2 separate regions of the Homo sapiens genome follow, and region 2 is linked to region 1. A link is a loop called in an ENCODE intact Hi-C map of the cell type or tissue named here. Cell type or tissue: heart right ventricle. All regions are shown on one strand. Each heading gives the region's core, and the rest is flanking DNA. Links, peaks and the distances in the headings are about the cores only.

Region 1 (10,500 bases), core at 1,401-9,400:
CAGGCCTTCTAAAGGGACTCCTCTGAAGCTTCTCACTGTATGTCACACTAGATATTAATACATGCAAATTTTTTATATATGGTGGGTGCCAGGAAAAAAATGGTTATCATGTGAATTTAAAGAATGCTCCACGTTTATTATTTTCATCAAATAAAGTAAATTTTTTTTTCTTTTTTGGTTTGTTCTGACTTGTTTTGCTTTGGCCTGGGGTGGGGCAGAACAGAGAAAGGCACTACAAATTATGAAGCATAATCCTGCACTGACAGGCGTACAAATTTAAACACAGCTTTGAGTTTGAATTCATCTATATAATGTCTAAACCATGCAGTTCTTCTTTTGTTCTGTAGATCAACTTAAGAAATAAAAGACAAGGCAGTTTCTGGTTAACGTGTATCCTCCTATTCTGTCCTATACCCTGATCTACGAGGATTTTGAATGAGCTGCAGTGGTATATTATGGCAATGTGTTCTGTCTTGAAAATAAATAAGATATTTCAGTTAAAAATAGATACAGAGATTAGAAGTAGATAAATCTCATTATGTTTGGAATTTGGATTGACTTCATATGAGCATTCTAGGAGTTCTGAAGCTTAATGACAAATTACAGAAATATTTGGGGATTAAAGGACTCATCAAATCCAGGAAAAACATATGGCCTTTAAGGACTTAAAAAACTTACACACACACACACACACACACACACACACGTATATATATATGTGTGTGTGTGTATATATATGTGTATATATATATGTTATATGAATTACTATTTTTAACTTAGGAGAGAAGAATGAGTGACTGAGGCTGTAAGTTTTCCATGTTCATATGTTTTCCACTTCTATGGGAGAAGAGGATGCTATTCTGACCCATGTGGTCTGGAGCAGGCAGATCAAATGTAAGAGCACAGAATAGTTTCTCAATGGCCATACTAAGAACTGGGCTTTCCTGTGGGTACAAAAGAGATAGCCTGGTCTGAGTTCAAATTCTGTTTCATTTTACTTGGTATGTGGCCGACTTGTGCTATTCTTTCTCACAGAGCCTTCATTCCTTCAACTTAAAGGAAGAGAGTAACAGGTGAAGATAGAGTCGCTAGTACAGAGAAAACTTTAAAAACCATGTCTAATTTAAAAAAGCAATTTAAAAACCCTAAAAATGAAAGTAGAAATTTACCTTCATGTTGACATTGTGAAAGGCTTTGTATGTTTCTGAGGAGTCCTGCCTTTTTTGTACTGCTTATGCAAATGGAGTCCTGCTTATGCAAATGGGCCCATTTATTCAGCCCTGGGGCAGTAGTTATTTATGTGCTGTAACACGAGAAGAGGCAGTGGCCCTTAAAAGAGAGAATCATGGGCTTATGGTAAGAACTAGACTTGAGCTCTGACTCCTCCAGGACCTCTGACTTTGGAAAAATCATTAAACTTCCCTGAGTTACGGTTTCTCATCTGTAAAATGATATGATGGAATGAAGTCTGAGTCCTCCCAAAATTCTTATATTGAAGCCTTAACCACAGTGTGATTGTATTTGGGTGTAGAGCCTTTAGGAGGTAATTAGGGTTAGATGAAGTCACAAGGGTGGGCCCCTTACAATGAGATTAGTGCCCTTATAAGAAGAGGTAGACCAGAGCTATCCCTCTTTCTACCATGTGAGGATTCAGCAAGAAGGCAGTCATCTGCAAGTCAGGATGAGGGTCTTCACCAGGAACTGAATTGGCTGCCACGTTGTTCTTGAACTTCCCATCCTCCACAAATGTGAGAAATAAATGTCTGTTGGTTAAACCACCCAGTCTATGCTATTCTGTTATAGCAGCCTAACCTAAGACAGATAGGAATAAGAATACCAATCTATTGTGTAGAGTTGTTAGGCCACAAATGAGACACTTGTATATGAAATCTATGTAAATTTTCAATCAATTTTAAGTACTATGTTAGAACCTAGAGAGATTTGAAAGTGAATCAGACATAGACCTTGCCCTCAGAAAGTTCAATTTCCCAGGTGATGTAAGACTCATATAACCAACAAAAATACAAAGTATAAAGGGCCATATTCATTAATTCTTTGTTCATTCATTTATTTAACAAATATGCTTTGAGCATTTAACTATGTGCCAGGTGTTATTCTAGATGTTCGGGAGACTGCAGTAAACAAAAGAAATTCTGTGTTCTTAGAGAATTTGTATCTGAGTTTGGGAAGCAGTCAATATATAAAATGTTAAATATGTCTGGTGGTGGGAAGTGCTTTGAAGAAAAATAAAGTAAGACAATAGATAAGAGTAATAAGGGGCACATGGCCATTTTGTACAAAGTGATAAGAAAAGCTCTAGTCAGGTCTGTCTGATAAGGGACATTTGAGCATATGTGTCCATGAAGGGAGCAATGATCCAAGAGGTTTTTGGGAAAAAAATGTACCAGGCAGAGGGAGCAGCAAGTGCAAATACCCTGAGGCCGCCGGTTATTTATTTATATTTATTTATTTTGTAAGACAGAGTCTCACTCCGTCGCCCAGGTTGGAGTGCAGTGTCGCGATCTCGGCTCACTGCAACCTCCGCCTCCCAAGTTCAAGTGATTCTTGTGCCCCAGCCTCCCAAGTAGCTAGAATTACAGGCGTGCAACACCATGCCTGGCTAAGTTTTGTATTTTTAGTAGAGATGAGGTTTTGCCATGTTCACCAGGCTGTTCTCAAACTCCTGAGATCAAGTGATCCACCTGCCTCGGCCTGCCAAAGTGCTGGGGTTACAGGAGTGAGCCACTGCGCCCAGCCAGGAGTCTTAATCACACAAAAGATTCTTCAAAGTGGTTCTGGGAATTCAGAGTTGAGATTATTTCCAGCTAAGGGTGATAATGACACAAGACCCTAGAGAAGGGGCTTGTAAAAAGACACCACAAATTTTCATAATATTTCATAGTTTTTACTTGTCTTTTGCTTAGATCATATTTCATAAATTCCTAACAATAAGTACAGGTTTTTAATTCTTATTCTCCCCTCAAAGAAAAGCCATAAACATCACTTTTCATTTTCCTATAAACATAATGAATGAACATTGCTATTAGTCATCCTTTCCCATTTCAGATTATTAATATTATCATCATTTTCAGACACAAGGTAGATTGTAGTTAAGAACCTGTGCTTTGAAGTCAAGCAGACAGTAGCTGATGTCCCAATTCAACTTCGTACTAGATTTCTCACCTTGGGAATATTGCTTAGGCTTTAGAATCATAGTTTCAGTCACCTCTTTTTACCTATGGCTCCTCATGGATGTGATACTAAAAAATTGCTCAGTGTTGCTATCCTTTTCCACCCTCTCTTTATTGAAGTATTCATAAACATCAAACTAGAAAGCAAGAAGCCCAAAATCTAAAAGTCACACTATGCAAATTTTATACAAAATAAATGAAAGTGAAAGTATGAAGAGAAGTAACAAGAACAAATGTATATACATCTTTACTGAATAAAAAGGGCTTTCATAGATACTCACCTATTAACTCTTTGATAAACTTGTAGCCTGAATATTATTCATCTTCAGTCGACTGATAAAAAATACAACTCAGACAGATTGAGTTATTTTGGCTAAGATCTCTCAGCTCGTAAGTGGCAAGGCTGCAATTTGTATTGCTCTTCTGAGTCCAATTCCTTGGGGTTAGTTATTGGTACAACTAGTGCCCAAGAAGTCCTCGCAAGACTGGAAGAACTTCCAAGTGATTAACCAAGTTGGTTGCATTATGGGCGGCCTCCCTCCTACTTGTGGAATTTGTTTTCTCACTGAGGATTGTTTTAAAAGTTACCTAAGCTGCTTCACAAAGCTTCAAAAATTCCTGGTTATGTGATAGATAATGATGTGTACAAGGCTTCCTTCTGGATGATTCTACAGGGTCTAGAATATAAATAGTTTCTCTCTATGGTGAGCAAGATCTCTGTGCTCTAAGGCTCATTTGATCACTCATCTGGGAGCTCTGCAAGAACTGGGACCATGTCTTACTCATCTCTGTATCCCAAGGCCAGCCGAAAGCCTGGCACGTGGGAAGCACTCAGGTGGGGTTTGAGCACCAGGATGCCAGGCATTATGATGGTGATGCCTGTTAAAAATCATCGGTTAAGCTCCACTTTTGCTGCAGTGAACAGACTAGACATCAGCTGTCATGAGAAAACATATTACCAGGCAACTTTTCCTTTTTTCATCCTGAATCCAAGCAACTGGCCAGGACAGTGAGATGACAGCCCTGCAACTTCCACATCTCACATCACTTCTCTCTTCTCCTACTTCCTTTTCAGAGAGCTTTTTTTTTTTTTTTTTTTTTTTTCCAAAATACAAGCCTGAGCCAGAACTACAGGCTTTGTTTGCCCCAATAGGGAATATACTTTTAAAGCAAGGATGTTAAATCACCCTGTAATTTTAGTCTCTCGAGTATCAGTTCCACCTAAACCTTCCCCATGGAGAAGGGTGGCACTGATCTCTAGACTGGTGAGGGAAATCAGCACCAGCTTGGAAGGGAGCTGCACTAGGTTTCAGTCTCCGCACTGTCATATAACAATGGCTGAATTTATTGACCAGTTACCTGCACTGATCACCTTACACACATTGCTTTCTTTAACTCTCTGTGAAGGATTCTCATTATCATTCACGTTTTGAAGATGCGAAAGTTAGAGCAGAGAGGTGAAGTGACTTGCCCAAGGTCACAGAAAATGATCAGCAGATCTAAGATGAAACAAACCAATTGTACTCCACAGCTGTATTCCTAACTGTGCTACATCAGGCAAGTGAATGACCCTCTCAGCACCTCCGTTTTCTCATCAGTAAGATGAATGGAGGAACAACGACTTTATTGGATTGTTAGGAAAAGTAATTGAGATAATGCAGGCAAGCTCCTGACACTTAGTAGTTACTTAAGGTATGTCAGTTCTCTCCCTTCCTTTACATAACCTGGAATTGGAGAGCATCACCTCTTAAGCAATCCTTTAGAAATATAAAGCTGAAATTAATCCAAACCACACCAGAGCCAATGACAATAAAGCTGATTTGTTCAGACTTATTATTCTGTTTCAATAAAGATCTGTCTCCAGTTTCCTCGGCATCCCCACAGAGCCAACCCAAACTGAAAACACATGCGGCGAATGCAAACTCATTGGTGAAACATGATAGACACTTCAAGAACCAGGAAATTCCTTCTTTATATGACTTGCTCCTTAGCCAGAGCAGTTATGGGTTAAACAATACAGCAGTGCGGCTGTGGCCTTCAAGATGCACAGTGGGGCTTCATGCTCCTGGAGGGAATGGAAGCACAGGGTTCTGCTTGCCAGCTGGCACCGACACTCCACGGACAAGATACGCATGGCCTGGCCTTCCAAGTTGAGAGCAATTGCTGGCAGTACACTGTGAGCATGTGAAGCTAAGGGAGTATTTTTTTTTTAAGTCCCATCATTGTTTTTCTTTCTTTAAATGGTAGCCACTGAAAAGCTATGCAAACACTTCAGCTGTGGAATATTTAATCTGACATTTGGCATGGCTCCCTTGTTGATCCAAGACATAAAGTATGCAGTTGTTTCATGGCTTACTCAAAAAAGATAAGCTAGATACAAATTAATTTTCCTTCTCCTTGCTTTTAGCTGGGTCCCTGCATGGATGCATCCTTGATTCCTAAGCAATGGGATGACAATTATAGACCACAAGAGCAGAAGGTGAATAGTTCATTTAACTAGATGGGTCAATTGAATACTTTTCTTCTGGGGGGTAAAGGGGGATACTCTACTAAAAGCTTTAGGAGTCCCTGTGGTTGTGGTGTTTTCAAAGGTTTGGCAGCTCTTCTCACAAGATTTGGGGTTTCGGGGTTTCATGTGCTGTCATGGAAACATCACCAGAATGGTCCCCTCTTCACTCTGTTGTCATTGGTCTTTAGCAAGAGGAGAACCAGCATCTTGTGAGAGTCTTGCACCTGTTCACATCGGACATACCTCCTGGCTGTATCTGCTTTTTCACTCCATCAGGACAAGTTTAACTATCTCACTGGCAGATTTGGTTTCCTGAAAGTAAATCTCCTGTAGGTTCTCTTTCACTGTCATTGAGTGGTTTCTGACCCTAGACTGGTAAGGAGAACATTGCCCCTTCTCACAAAACACAGGGATCCAAAAAACTGAGTGAGTGGGCAGTTCTTGTTTCTCAGCATGTGCAGGGAAGGACACAGAAATGTCCAACATTAGAAAGGGAACAGAGACCTTCCTTGTCCAAGTGTTCCTCCACTAGAGAGTTAGAACAGTTGCTGAATGTAAACAAACACACTTCCTAAAGTCTCATCCTTTCTTCAGGTGGACCAAGAGTGCCAAAAACACTGGAAATTATAGTCCAATGAGGACTTTATTCATTCTCCTGTGTTTCAATGCCCATTGTTATAACAACCATGTGATTTAAACATCAGGCTGCTGTCACTTGACTGCAGGTAATGATATAATTTTGCATTAGAGAAATACTGAAACACAGTTAATCCTTTAAAAAGGGATGGATGAGGGAATGGGGAGAAGAGAATCAAATGGATTTGTTAAAAGAAACCAAATCTTAAAAACCCTGAAACTGCTAAAGTAAATGGAACTGACCAATTGGGACATTTTGTTAGTTCTGATTTAAGTTTCTGGATCCTGTTCCAAATAAAAACATATCTTTTTTTCTAATGGAAAATTCAAAGAACACAAACCTGAGCTTTAAAAGCCATGTACCAGTTTGTTCTTTTATGGTTTTTGAGCTTGAGGGATTCAGTTTGGTGAGAAAGGAACTTCTTAACCTTAAAACACTTTAGTCAACAGACAAAATTGTGCTTGAAGGCAGGGAACTCCTATAAGAATGGCCTTTCTAGCAGGTATAACACAGTTATATATTTTGATTATCAATTTGTACTTAAAATATCTGCCTAAATACTATTAATAGAGTTTTTCAAAGATAGTGACAAATGATTTTTACTTTCTTCTTTATAACTTTTCTCTCTCTCCTTTACAGTTTTTGACATTGAATATCTGTTTTGTATATAAATGGAAAAATGAAAGTTAAAAATACATTCTTTCTCCAAGGATCTAGCAGTGGACCTTTTCTGGGAGTGGCTAGTAAGTCCTGAAATGAGGTAATTCTGAGCATCCTCATTGCAACGAGGCACTCACTCTGGGTCTGGAAACTTCTGTGGAGAGTTTCCAGCAGCTTTCTCTAAAGGGTTCAAACTCTTTTTCCACTTTTTCTAGGCCTTCCCCATGTAAGAAGGTCTTAATATCATGTCCTTATAATGCATCAATTATAGTCAAATTATGGCAGTGATAAACTAAATTCCATAAGCCGAAAATATTTCATAGAAATTGCTTCCCAAAGTTTTGTGAACGTGTTTTCAGTTGTCCAGTGTCTTCAAAATAGGTGGCAGGGCATTTCTTGGTAAGTAATTGGGAAGCATACCAGAGCTCTGCAAGTCCTCCTAAATTCCTTAAAATATAGATTACTATAGATAATTGAGTAACTCTTTAGGGTCTAGAGTGGCAGAGTAGTGACATCTCACCTGCTGACCCTAATTGACTGGGGGCAGCTTCTGGAATGTTCTGTTGAGAGGAAGTAGAAGGAATGGGCTTAGGCTGATGAGCAATGTTGGTACCGTGTCTAAGGTAGCAAATTGGTGACACAGTTGGTTTTAAATTGCCAACCCTGTTCTAGATTTTGTCTGAATGAGTTTCTAGTGATTTGTGTAGTAGTCAAAATGTCTTTCCCACAATGTTTACTTGGACAATATGGAAGCATATCCTAGGGGCACCTCATACTATTTCTCTCTTCTTTCCCACTTGCCTGCCTTTTTTGCATGCCAGGAGCTTCGGGGTTACTGGCCAAAGCTTTTTGAAGACTCCATGATCTGTGCTGGAGGCTGTGAGGCTGTGGTTAAGTTCTTGGTGAACACTGTCACCCTTCTCTTAGAAAGCAAGCATTGAGAACCCTTGTTTCATGTTTGGTCTTAAAGAAAAAGTAAAAGGAATGAAAACAAGAATATTTCTTTTAATGATTTGCCTTTATATTTGCATTTCCCCCAGTCCTGTACCACTCCACCACAGAAAGGAAATTTTAAGGCAAGATAATCCTATGAAGGCAGTGCTAAACTATCTCTCAGCAGTATCTTTTGCCATTGCCTTTCAACAGATTTCTTATTTATATTTAGATTGTAATGTATTCAATGTATGCAATGGAAACCTTAGAGAAATCAACTAAAGCTGAATTCCTGTGGAAAAAATACTTTACTTCCTGCCATATTGCTGCAACAGAAATTTTATTGGCAAAGTAAGTTGCAATATTACTCCCAGCAGAAGATTTCTGCATATGTAAAAAAAAAAAAAGGAGTATAATTGCTTCATTCAAAAATAAAAAGAGGAAAAGAAAAAATGAGCAATTGGGAATCATGTTGCCATAACCATCGTTAAGCTCTGTATTTATTAAATCTAACTTAAAAAAAGCCATATTTATTAAACATATAAGGAAAGCAGTGAATTGTCTCAAGATGTTATACCCTATAAGGTTTAAGTCCATACAGAATTCATTAAAAGAAAAAGAAAAAAGAAAATGAGTTAGAACTTCTAATATTGGAAATACAGGGATTTAGCAGAAGATAAAAGTAAACACAATTTTAACGTTTCCCTAGTAACTATCAAAACCAGATTAAAAGACTACAATGAGGCAAAAATATGTAATAAAATTATACCAGCACTGAAACTTAATGTCAATCTAATACTATAAAATGTCTGACATTTCTATCAGAAAAAAAATGGCTTTTGAATCAAAACAAAGATCCCATGGACCACCACACAACTTAGAGAATAATAACATCATATAAATCATGAAAAATAAAAAGAGAACATTGTAGGAAATTCTTCTAAATATCTCTTAGTTTGAAAGGACAAGGACTGAAAGAATTGGGAGGCTGTGGGAGAAACCATTGCAATTCTGCAATTGGAACCCAGCTCTGTTCTGCATGGAGAGTCCTTGAGGAAATCCAGAGAACTTTTTTTGTATTTGTCTCTGGCTCAGACAGTTATTAATGCTCTCTGAGTGGTAATGGGGAAAAGCAATCTCTAGAAGGTAGCTCATTGAAGATCTGGGACTCAATTCACTAGGAGCTATTTCTGCTGCTACATATTATAAGTGTAAATGCATTGTGATGTGTGAAGGGGAAAAGCTGTGGCAGACAAAAAAATATAGTTTGTCCACTCACCAAACAAAAAGTACATAGTAGTGGGGATTTCCTGATCTTGAATTTGTACTAGTATGACTGGTAACTCTGACTCTGCTGAATGAAACAGAATATTCTCTCAGCTCAGTGGAGCTGGAGCTTAGTGAGGTAGTTTCCGTAATACATAGAAAAAGCTTACAGTCATAAAATTATTTGAATATAATAGCTCAAAATCCATACCAATCTCTTCAGCCAAAGGCTGCTGAATTGCTTAAATGGCTGGATAGATTCCATTAGCTTGTGGCAGTCAGGCATTCATTTTATGGGGAGATAGGAAACTCCCCTAAGTTAAAGGAGAGGAAATGCAAAAGAAATACATCATACTATTTATTTATTTATCGCCTGTTTTGTTTTTTTTTTTTGAAAATGACAGTTATAGACTGACTTGTCTCTTTTTTAACTAGAGTAAATGTAATAAAATAGACTAAATGGGCTGGGGAAGTTGCTCACACTGATAATCCCAGTGCTTTGAGAAGCTGAGAAAAGACAATAGCTGGAGCCCAGGAGGTTGAGGCTGCAATGAGATATAATCGCACCACTGCACTCCATTCTAGGAGACAGAGCAAGACCCTGTCTCTTAAAAAAAGAAAAGAAAAGAAAAGAAAAAAAGTAAGATAAATATTACATTCCAAAAAAGAGTATCATTTTAACAAATATTTATTCTGGGAGACTCAAATAAAAGTAAATGATATTTTCATTTTAAAGAGATAATATAAAATATAAATTCTAAGAAATGATGTTAATAGACTGAAATTAAAAAGTACAAGCTTAGCAATAAAAACAAGTAAGTTATTTCAAAATTTAAAATTGTATTATAAGTTGAAATAGAGAGCAAGTGGGGAGAGAGAATGAGAAAGAAAGAGAGAGAGGAGAATCAATGCAGAAAGACAAATCAGTGTAATGCAGGACTAGCAGCAGGAAGTTCTACAGATTGGAGAGGGAAAGGACAGAATGCTGGAAATAGAAGGTAATAGATACCAAATGCAAAAATAGAGATCCTGCATATGAATAATGAGTATGAATGAAAAACTGAAAAAAAGATTTTAAAATGTAAAAGAAAAAAACTAACCGAAAGAAGTTTTGACTGTACAGAGTAGAAAACATTACTCCACTTAGACAAAATTATTGGAAAGCAATCAATAATTTCTTATGATATTCTGAAATTGAAAGGTAAAGAATTCCGAAAGTACTGAAGAATCCAATCACTTAAAATGAGAAAAAGTGTCATGCTGGCTTCAGACTTCACCTAGGTATGTATGTTACCAAAATACAT
Region 2 (10,500 bases), core at 1,325-9,324, 120 kb before region 1:
CTGCCCATTGTGCACATGTACCCTAGAACTTAAAGTATAATAAAAAAATAAAGAATAAAATTCTTAGGAGTTTTATTAAAATTTTATAAAAGAAGTAAAAGTCTCGTGCAGCTACAAAACTTTATTGAAAGATATTTAAAAAGACATAAGTAAATAGAAAGATGTTTTATATTCATGGATTTAAAGATTTACTATTGTTAAAATGAAAATATGGCTCAAAATGATCTACACATTCAATGCAATTCCTATCAAAATTCAAGTTACCTTTTTAGCAGTAAATGACAAACCAATCCTAAAATTCATATGGAATTTCAAGGGACCCAGAATAGCTAAAATAATCTGGAAACAGAACATAGAGCCTTACACTTTTTCACTTCAAAACTTACTACAAAGATACAGTAATCGAATGCTATAGTGTGGTAGTGCTATGAGAATACATATATAGATGAGTGGAATACAATTGAGAATACAGACATAAATTCCTACTTTGATGGTCAATTGATTTTCAACAAGGGTGCCGATATCATTCAATGAGGGATAAAACAGTCTTCTCAACAAATGGTGCTGTGAAACTGAATATTGACATTCAAAATAATGAATTTGAAGTTCTATCTCATACCATACACAATGAACTCAAAATGGATCACAATTTTCAGAGCTAAAACTATAAAACTCTCAAAAATAAACACAGCAGTAAATCTGTGACCTTCAGTTAGACAATAGTTTTTAAGATACAACACCAAGGCCGGACACGGTGGCTCACACCTGTAATCCCAGCACTTTGGGAGGCCAAGGCGGGCGGATCATGACATCAGGAGATCGAGACCATCCTGGCTATGGTGAAACCCGGTCTCTACTAAAAATACAAAAAATTAGCTGGGTGTGGTGGCTGGCACCTGTAGTCCCAGCTACTTGGGAGGCTGAGGCAGGAGAATGGCGTGAACTCAGGAGGCGGTGCTTGCAGTGAGCCAAGATGGCACCACTGCACTCCAGCCTGGCCTGGGTAGCAGAGTGAGACTCTGTCTCAAAAAAAAAAAAAATACACCACCAAAAACACAAGCAACAAAAGAAAAAGATAGGCAAATTGGACTTATTAAAAATTAACACTTTTGTTCTTCAAAGGACATCATTATGAAAATGGAAAGACAACTGACAAAATAGGGGAAAATATTTTTAAATCATGTGTCTGATACAAAACATATATCCAGAATACATAAGGAACTCTTACAATTCATCAATAAAAACACAACCTAAATTAAAAACCTGGGCAAAGGATTTGAATAGACATTTCTTCAAAGAAAATATACAAATGGTCAATAAGCATGTAAAAAGATGCTCTACATCCTTACTTGTTAAAAACAATACAAATCAAAACCACAGTGGGATATCACTTTACAATCACTAACATGGCTAACATTTAAAAAGACAAAATAACAAGTGTTGACAAAATCGTGGAGAAAGTGAAACCCTCATATATTGCAGGTAGGAATGTAAAATGGTGTAGCCACTATGGAACAACAGTTTGGCAGTTCTTCCAAATGTTAAACATAGAGATATCACATGACACATCAGTTATATTCCTAAGAAATAAAGACACAGGAGAAATAAAAACACACACCCACAAAAAGACTTGTAGATGAACATTCATAGAAACATTATTCATAATACCTGAAAAGTGAAAGCAACTGAAATCGTCAACTGACGGATTAATTTAAAAATTGTGGTATATCCATATAATGGAATATTATTTAGTCATAAAAAAGAATTATTGATATGTACTACAAATATATGAACCTTGAAAACATTATGCTAAATGAAAGAATGTAGTCACAAAAGACCAAATACTGTATAATTCCTTTTAAATGAGATTTTCAGAATAGTCAAATTGACAGAGACAAAAAGTAGATTAGTGGGTGTCAGGGACTGAGAGGAGGAGAGAACAGGGTTGGTGGCTAATGGGTACAGGGTATTTTTTTTTAGTGTGAATTGGAAATATTTTACACTTGGATAGAGCCGATAGTTTTATAAGTCTGAGAATATACTAAAAATCACTGACTTGCACCAGAATTGCACTGAATTTATAAATCAGTCTGGGGAGAATTGACATCTTTTCAAAATCTTACAAATCATGAAGATAATAAACGTCTTGTTCATTAAATTTTAATATTTCCCACTAAAGTGTTATAACTTTTATCTAGAGCTCCTGCACATCTTTGATGAGTTTTACTCCTTGGTTCTTGATATTTTGGAGGCTTTGGTAAATAAATTCACTCTTAAAATTTTGTTTTCTAACTGTTACTGGTATACAGAAAAGCAGTTGATTTTTGTATATTGAATTTTGTATCAGTGACTAAGTTCTCCTATTAATTTTAAGGTTTACATGTAGATGCTTTTGGATTTTCTACATACTTAATCCTATCATCTGCAAATAGTGACAATTTTTCTTCCTTTCCAATTCTTATATCCTTTTAAAAATTCATAATTCACTTAACATACTCAATGTTGCATAGAAGTGATGATAGCAGGAAATCTTGTCTTATATCTAATACCAAAAGAAAAACTTCTAATTTTTATCATGTTATATGATGTTGGCTGTGGAGTTTCTATAACTACTTTCATTGGACTAAGCAGACTGGATCATTGTTTCCAATTCTTTATTCCTTCCCTGTGTTAGAATCATACATTCACACATTATGTCATGTAAATGCTTATTGTGTCTTATTGTTGGTGGAATTTATTTCTCCATTCCTTGATGTTGACCATGTGACCTTTCTTTGGCCTAGGAGATATTAGTGAATATGATGTAAACAAGTATTTTAAGTGTGGTTGCATGGTTTACTTGTCTTCCTCTTTCATCACTATGAGAAAAAAATATGCTTTGATAGCTGCTTTTTTGAGCAGAATCAGAAAATACATAGAACAGAACTAATCACAACATTCAGCCTGAGATAAGCCCAACCAATCACAGCTGAGTCCATCAGAGCCTTACCCTACCCCATGGCTTGTAATCAGTGTTATAAGCCACCAAGATTTGGAGATTGGAGTTTGTTTGTTAAACAGTGGTATTATAGTGAAAAACCTCCCTGAGATGCTATCTAGTCCTAGTTTGCTAAGAGTTTGTATTATAAATGGACTTTGAATTTTATCAAATGCTTTATCTGCATTTATTGAGATAATAATATAAATTTTCCCTCATCCTATTAATGTGGTAATTTATCTTGTTTGATTTTTGAATGCTAAACAAACCCTGCATTCCTAGATTTAAACAGACAAAACGACTTAGTACTGAGGTATTATTCTCTATATTTTGCTGAATTCAGCTTGCTTATTTAATTTTTTAGTTTGTGCATCTATGTTTGTGAAAGAAATTGATTCATAAATTTCTTCCATCATATTGTTCTTATCTGATTTTATTACCAGTGTTATGCCATTCTTTGGAAGAGTTTGGCCACGACTAGAATGATTTCTTCCTCGAATAACATTTATAACATTCTCCAATGAAGATATGTAAACTTAGGATTTTCTTTGAGTAAATATTTATAACTAATAATTCATTTAAAAAGTTATAAAGTAATCAAAACTTCTATTTCTTTTTTAGTGAGTTTAATTAGAATTTGTGTTTGCTTTTGTCAGACACTGTCAATTTTGCTGTAGAACTTGTTCTACCTAAGGTTCTACCATTGGGCTGCCTCAAACCCAGTTCTGGGTCTCCGGAATAGGTCTCATGTCATACTCTAGGTCCAGATTCATGCTAGCATTGTTCTGAAGTCACAGCCCCTCAGGGACAGCATTTTTTCTTCCTTTCTTTTTACCTCTTCAGCATCATGTGTTATCAAGACAGCTCTCTCTGTAGTTCGCCACGGTTGAGAGGAGATGAGTCATGTCTAGGTCCTTAAATCAGAGAGAGTAGGCTCCTGGGACCCCATCTCAATAGAGAGAAGTTCTCTTACAAGTCTCCCAGCTCTGGACAGAGCCTGGACCTTTGAACTCTCTCTCTCAGATCCCAGCTGGAAACAGAGTTTAAACAGTAGATTTCCAGGTAAAAGCAGCTTTTGAAACTATGACATCTTCTTTAACCTTCTGCTTATAGATTTTCAACCAAAATTTGGCCCAGGAGCTACCCTATGTCTTTTTTTGAAGACTTTATTATTTTTTTTTTTTAGAGAAGTTTTAGGTTTACAGCAAAATTGACAGTAAGGTACAGTGACATCTCATTCCCTGCCTCCACACATGCACGGGCTCCCTTATTATCAACATCCCCTACCAGAGTGGTAGAATTGTTATGATTGATGAACCTGCATTGATAAAGCATTATCAACCCAAGTCCACAGTTTACATTAGGGCTCACTCTTAATATTGTCTATTCTGTGGGTTGGGACAAATTTATGACATGTATCCACCATTATCATAATCATACGAAGTATTTTCACTGCCCTAAAAATCTTCTGTGCCCTTTTTATCCTCCCTTTGTATTTTTAGGTTTGTAATGGGAAAGAGTCGGAGTATAATAAAATGAAAATAACACAAAGGGGAGATAACAAAACTCAAAAGATGTTTATAATAGGAATCAAGGGACTATGATCCCTGATGTTCTCTGATAATGATAAATGGAAGATATTTTGCACTTCTACTTTCTTTTAATTTCTGTGAATGAGATGTTCCATATTCCATTTTCAAACCCACTATCAGCTAAACATTGAGAATCCCTCCTTTCCAGGACAAAGCCTTCCACCAACTGGAAGGGCAGTATATGGGCAGTAAAAGAACCGTCTCACCAGCTACAGTTCTCTCTGGGAATCCATTAGATTTTCTAGGATAACTTGGTACATATAATAAAAGGAGGATAAAGAGGATACGGAGGCCTAGGTACACTCCCAGCTCTTTTTGTTTTCTAATTAAAGTTGCTGGCAAAAATAGCAACCACACCTTTCTGGAAAGAAGCTGCTTATGGACACTGAGTGAGACAAAATACCAATCTGGGTCAATTTTTGGTGTATTTGAGAATGGCATTTCTTATTAGAATCTAGCAGGTAATCACCTCTAGGTACTCTAGGGCTGTCATACTTTTCTTCCAGTAAAGACATCTCTTTCTGAGCACTGCTTTTTCTCCTGCCTGCATGGTTTGGTTTCTTCATCTTAACTGTCTATTTGCATTTTGCCTTTGCATAAAGGGCTTCTATATGTTTTTTCCCTCTATTTGAGACAAGCTTTTCTCATTTTTATAGAAGCAGCTATGATATTTGAGGTGTATGATATAGCATTAAGAGAGAAGAAAGGAAACTAGTTTAATAAGCAGAGCTACTAATAACTTCCCAGTGACTTGGGAACTTATCCCTTTCTCCCAACCCCCATTGTCATGCCAGGAGTCACCGCCACATAACAGTGATGGTGACTGATGGTATGGCAGTGCCTTCTGGGGCCAATTCATCACACACAAACTCAGCTCGGTGCTGCTTCACTTGCGCTAAATGTGGCCTCCGAGACTGGAGTTTGGCTCTGCTCCAAGGCCCCTTTCTGGCTTCTGTCCTGGAGTTTTTATATATGATCTGCAGGTGTTACTGATATAATTTGTCCAGGAGTCATATATGATGTCATGCTTACTAACCTAGATTTTCCTGTGGTCAGTATAGTATAGGAGAAAACTGTAAAAATGATATTACTGACGATTACACAATAAAATAATATCCTAGAAATAGCTTTGTGTGCCTGTTGCTGAAATGAGAGCATATGGCTATCACTAATTTAGAGTTGCCTTTGAGAATTAATTTAATTTGGAATAAGAGATCCAGGCAGTATTTAGCATCAAACATATGATTATAATTTTAGAATTATGAAGAGAGGAGATTTTACCTCATCAGTGCATTTTAGAGTTAAGATGCTTTAAAGAAGATAGAGGAGGTTCTTGACTTGAGGTGGTCTAAGACGTTATGGATTGAAATTAAGGATGGGTTTTAATCACACTGAATGAAAGTATGTTTTTCTTGGTCATTGTGTTGACTTGTGAAATTTATTCCAAGCACTGCAAACATCTACTGTCTCCACCTTTCCATCCTAAAACCAATCTAGGTGGTGAATGGAATATACTAGGACATGTGTCAATATATTCAGAAGAGTGACTTCTGGGAATATAATATGGGGAATATAATATGGGAATATAATATGACTGGGAATATAATATGACTTCATGTTACAATGACTATAAAATGGCTTCATTTGGGGTTTTTAATGTATTTAGGTTTATAATGTAAATATATGAAAGGAAAATTAGAAAAAAAAGATCTTCGTGTAAATTTTAACACCATGTGCTTTCATGATTTGCTTATAACCAAACAGAAACAGGAGGAGAAAAGGGTCTTTGGGATCCTTGGAGTCAATAATATTTGTGGCAGCTCCCATCTTTGTTACATAATATCTTCGCCCCTTCCAAAGAACTATGAGAAGTCTGGTAAAAAAAATTCAGGAAAGCTGAATTAAATGAAATGTTCTAGAAAATGAGCCAGGACATCAGACTGGATGTGGATGCTTTCTGTCCCTAAAATATCTCATCCTTGTTTTTACTTCACTTGTTCTCCAGCTAGCTTGTAGACAAAAATATTTCCGTATACAAATAGTTTTTTTTACTCAAAATAATTTGGATGTTCTCAGTTGTAGCAGTAATAATGAGGTTTCAAATATGTAATATATATTGATCATCTTCTGTATATTAGATATTATTAGTATTTTACCTATATGATTGATTTTGAATTCTTAGCAAATCCTAGGTTAGCTAGTGTTTTCCCTATTTCACAGATTTGAGAAAGCTGAAGCTCAGAGAGGTTATTTTGCTCAGGTTTAAACAGATGGCAAGTGATAAAGTAGAGACCTGAATACAGATCTGATTGGTTCTACATCTGTGCTCTTTTCACTACACCTTGCTGCCTTTCCTACTAACATATAATACTCATTCATTTACAGTAAACAAGCATACCGCACTCTCTCAGTTAATCCAATAATAATACTGCAGAAGCTATTTCTGTATTTTAGTTGAGAAATTAAGAAATCGAAGTCCAGGAAATTGAGGGTTGTTCCCAAGTTTACTCAACTAGAAAGAAACACAATTTGGATCTGAATTTAAACATCAGGATTCTCATCTCTGATGCTTCAAACTTAGCTTGGCCCACAAGACTGCAGATTAGCAGGCAACTTTAGATAATGCAATTTCTAAGTAGTAAATTTTGCTGCTCTTTCAAAAGTAATCAGAACAATTAAAAGGAGAAACCACTTATCAAATAAGTACTTGCTGACCTTTTTCTTCACTTTGTAGTCACTTGAATTTAAGTTTAATTTACTGTTTGCCTCCAGTCAAAGAATTACACTGAGTGTCTTTTTAAGAAAGGTTTTCTCTCAAAGGCTACATTCCTATAGTGATCAAATAACAAAGATGCAAACAAGAACACAGAAAAATTTATGACTGTAAAAGAAAATAAAAAGTCCCAGGATACTTTGTATAAAGTCTGGAATAAACACATCTGAGTCTGGCAAATCAACTCCTGGGAGTAGGTGACACAGCTACACAGGCCGATAACTGCGGGGATCAATATTTACTGGTCAAGTGACAGTGGTATGTGCAGTAAAAGCTGTTCTGGAGGATTAGCTCAGCTGATTAGTACAGTCATAGATGTTTTACTGAGATGGAATATTTGTTGTATGCCCAGATTCCTCTTAATACAATTGTTGGTAATTGCAACGTGTGTGTGTGTGTGTGTGTGTGTGTGTGTGTGTGTGTGTGTGTGTGTAGGACAGAGGAGGGAGAAAGGAAATGAACAGAGTGGAACTATCAGGTTCCACAGGTTCAGCAAGACCTCTTAAAGAGGATAATGTGTATTATTTGCCTTTGATTTTAACTTTCATTCTTTCCTCAATTTGCTGAAAATGTAAAGCCATTGTTGACTTATAAGTTGTCAAAGTCAATCATTATTTTACTTGATTTCTTTGTAGCTTTTTGAGCTTGTTGATCATACATTCACCTTTTGATGAAATGCTTTTCCCTTGGCTCCTTTACATCCTATTTCTTCATTCATAATATCATTTCCGGGCTATATTAATGTACATATTCCTTACATGTTCCCATTTCCCCCAAAATAAGTCAATAATATAAAACCAACTGTACATTTAAAACACAAATAAATCTAAATATCAATTGCAGTAATAAAAGTGGATGAAATTCCTGTTAAAAGACACAGACTCCCAAAGTAAAATAAAACAAAAACATTAAAAGTACAAGGAAGGGCAGAGTTGTATTAAGGACATGCTAACAAAAAGTAGAAATTGTTATGCTAGCATAAAAAAGATTTAAGGTAGAAATTATTACCAAAAACCAGGAAGGTTATATTTCTATATTGATTGAGGATTAAATTTATGATGAAAATATCATACTTTCCACTAACAAATATATTTTTATATATTTGCTTGCTTGTTGTATTGACTGACTACCTGATTAGAACGTGAGCTTGGCAAGGCAAGGAACATTGTTAGAAATTAAGGAGAAGTTGCTGAACACAATGAAACCCAACTATAGTGGAGATTTTAACTGTCTTTGATGGGGTACCTGAAAGTCAAACAAAATGCAGAGAGATAGAGGGGCTGGATAATATAATTAACAAAATTGGTTTATCAGATGTATGTTGAATGATGTCTCTTGCAACATAGAATTAAATAATTATTTAACAAATACTTATTATAAACACCTGCTAGTTGAAATAACAAGACACTCTTGATTCTTAATATGCCAGGGAATCTGGCCTAGTTTGGAGGAGATTGGAATCTTTTTTTCTGAGGAAATGGCTTTTAATATGAGACCTGGAGCATGAGTTGACACTTGAGTGAATGGTGAGAGAACATCTTTAAGAATGGGGACTAATGTGTGCAAAATACCAACATGAAAAGGATGTATGTTGACCCATCTGTCTACAAACTCAGAGAAATAGCAGGAATGCTGAACACCAAATTGTCAATACCAATTACCTTGAAAAAAAATGATACTTTCATTTACTATCCTATATAATTGTTTAAATGGTAAGATTATGGTGAGTATAAGCACTATTCAAAGTAAACAAACAAAGTCTACTGAATGCAATTTTCTTTTTTTTTGAGACAGAGTCTCACTCTGTTGCCAGGCTGGAGTGCAGTGGCATGATCTCGGCTCACTGCAACCTCCGCCTCCCGGGTTCAAGTGATTCTCCTGCCTCAGCCTCCCAAGTAGCTGGGATTACAGGTGCATGCTACCATGCCTGGCTAATTTTTTTCCTGTGCCTCTTTCTATCTGTCAAGCTATTTCTCTTCCTCTAAGTCTCAGCTCATAAAAGCCTTTCAGATTAGTCAGGCCTAGAGATTCTCCAATTGTGTTCCTCCAATAGCAGAGTTTCTCAAACTACTGAGCAAAAATTCCTCAGGTCATTATCAGACATGCAGCTTCCTGAGCCCAGCTCCAGAAGATAAGGATTAACTTGGTCTAGGGTGGAAATCCAGTTACAAGCTTCCAGGAAGGTTCTGAGATAGCTGGTTCTGGAACTTAATTTAGAAATGTGTTCTTTCTATTCTATCAACAAGTATGGTGCTCCATAGATATTTGGTATATAAGTGAGTGTATGTTCCCTACCTCCTTTTACTTCGTGACTATCAAAGTTATAAATGCCTCATATAGAAAACATGTAGATACTAAAAAGTATGGAAAAATAGAAAAAAGTTACTGGTCATCCTACCACTGAAAGGCCAACATTTTCTGAATTTTAACATATTTCTTTCAGATATTTTTTCTGGTACATTTTGTTTCACTTGGCTTAGAACACATCGTGTATGTATTCTACCCTAAATACTTTTTGGAACTAGAAAAGATAAAGATGTTTTTTGTAGCATCACTCAGTTAAATGTATTTTTTCAAATGCTAAGTTGGACAGTCTTTCACACTTTTCCTTCTCTATGATTGACTCATTCTTTGACAGTAATTTACCAATAAATAAATAAATAAAAAAACATTATTCCCTGAATTTGGGGATCCTGTATTTCATCTTCTCAATTCATGTTTTATCTCTTTAAAGATCACTGCAGATAGAAACAATTTCTCATTTTTCCAGAAATTTGCAATGGAAGGATTTCCAGAAGTAGCCATTTTCTTTCCCATATAGTTAAATCACCATGATTTTTACATGTTAATTAAGGCTTCTGTGTTGCCTTTTTGACCTCTGCCAAAAAACTGTGTCAAGATGTTGACATTTGCACAGCAGAATTATAAGGCAGGTGCTTGCATACTGAGCACCCTAGAACTACTTCTTTTGTCCTTGAAAAACCCAGCCAAAGGCATCATCTTACTTTTATCTCCACAAATCATGTTGTCTTCAATAAGTTAGCAAAGCACAGAGGACAGGTGAGATGTAATTCTTTTCCTGCCAGCAATGTTGTATTTTATTTGTTACTTTTAGAAATAGTATATTAACTTATCTCCTTATCCCTTTTCTTTTCCTT

What was found. Peaks named below come from ENCODE experiments on the same cell type or tissue, not always from the same donor. Only the 100,000 strongest peaks of a DNase experiment are listed, where the experiment ranks them.
Region 2: a loop joins it to region 1, with 2.0 times the contacts of the local background. A loop is called at or near these places in 2 of 110 quality-filtered maps.

What each region holds. Positions count from the first base shown.
Region 1 is chr5:67,643,134-67,653,633 of GRCh38, forward strand. LINC02242 (long intergenic non-protein coding RNA 2242) reads right to left here and starts at 3,656. Exons shown (of 3, transcript NR_147169.1): 1 at 3,473-3,656. In heart right ventricle, for the core only: no CTCF peak of the experiment used is centred there; a DNase peak (open chromatin) is centred at 5,298; H3K27ac peaks cover 1,811 bases.
Region 2 is chr5:67,525,278-67,535,777 of GRCh38, forward strand. No RefSeq gene overlaps it. Among named protein-coding and RNA genes, the nearest start is that of LINC02242, 120 kb to the right of the region's middle. In heart right ventricle, for the core only: no CTCF peak of the experiment used is centred there; a DNase peak (open chromatin) is centred at 5,445.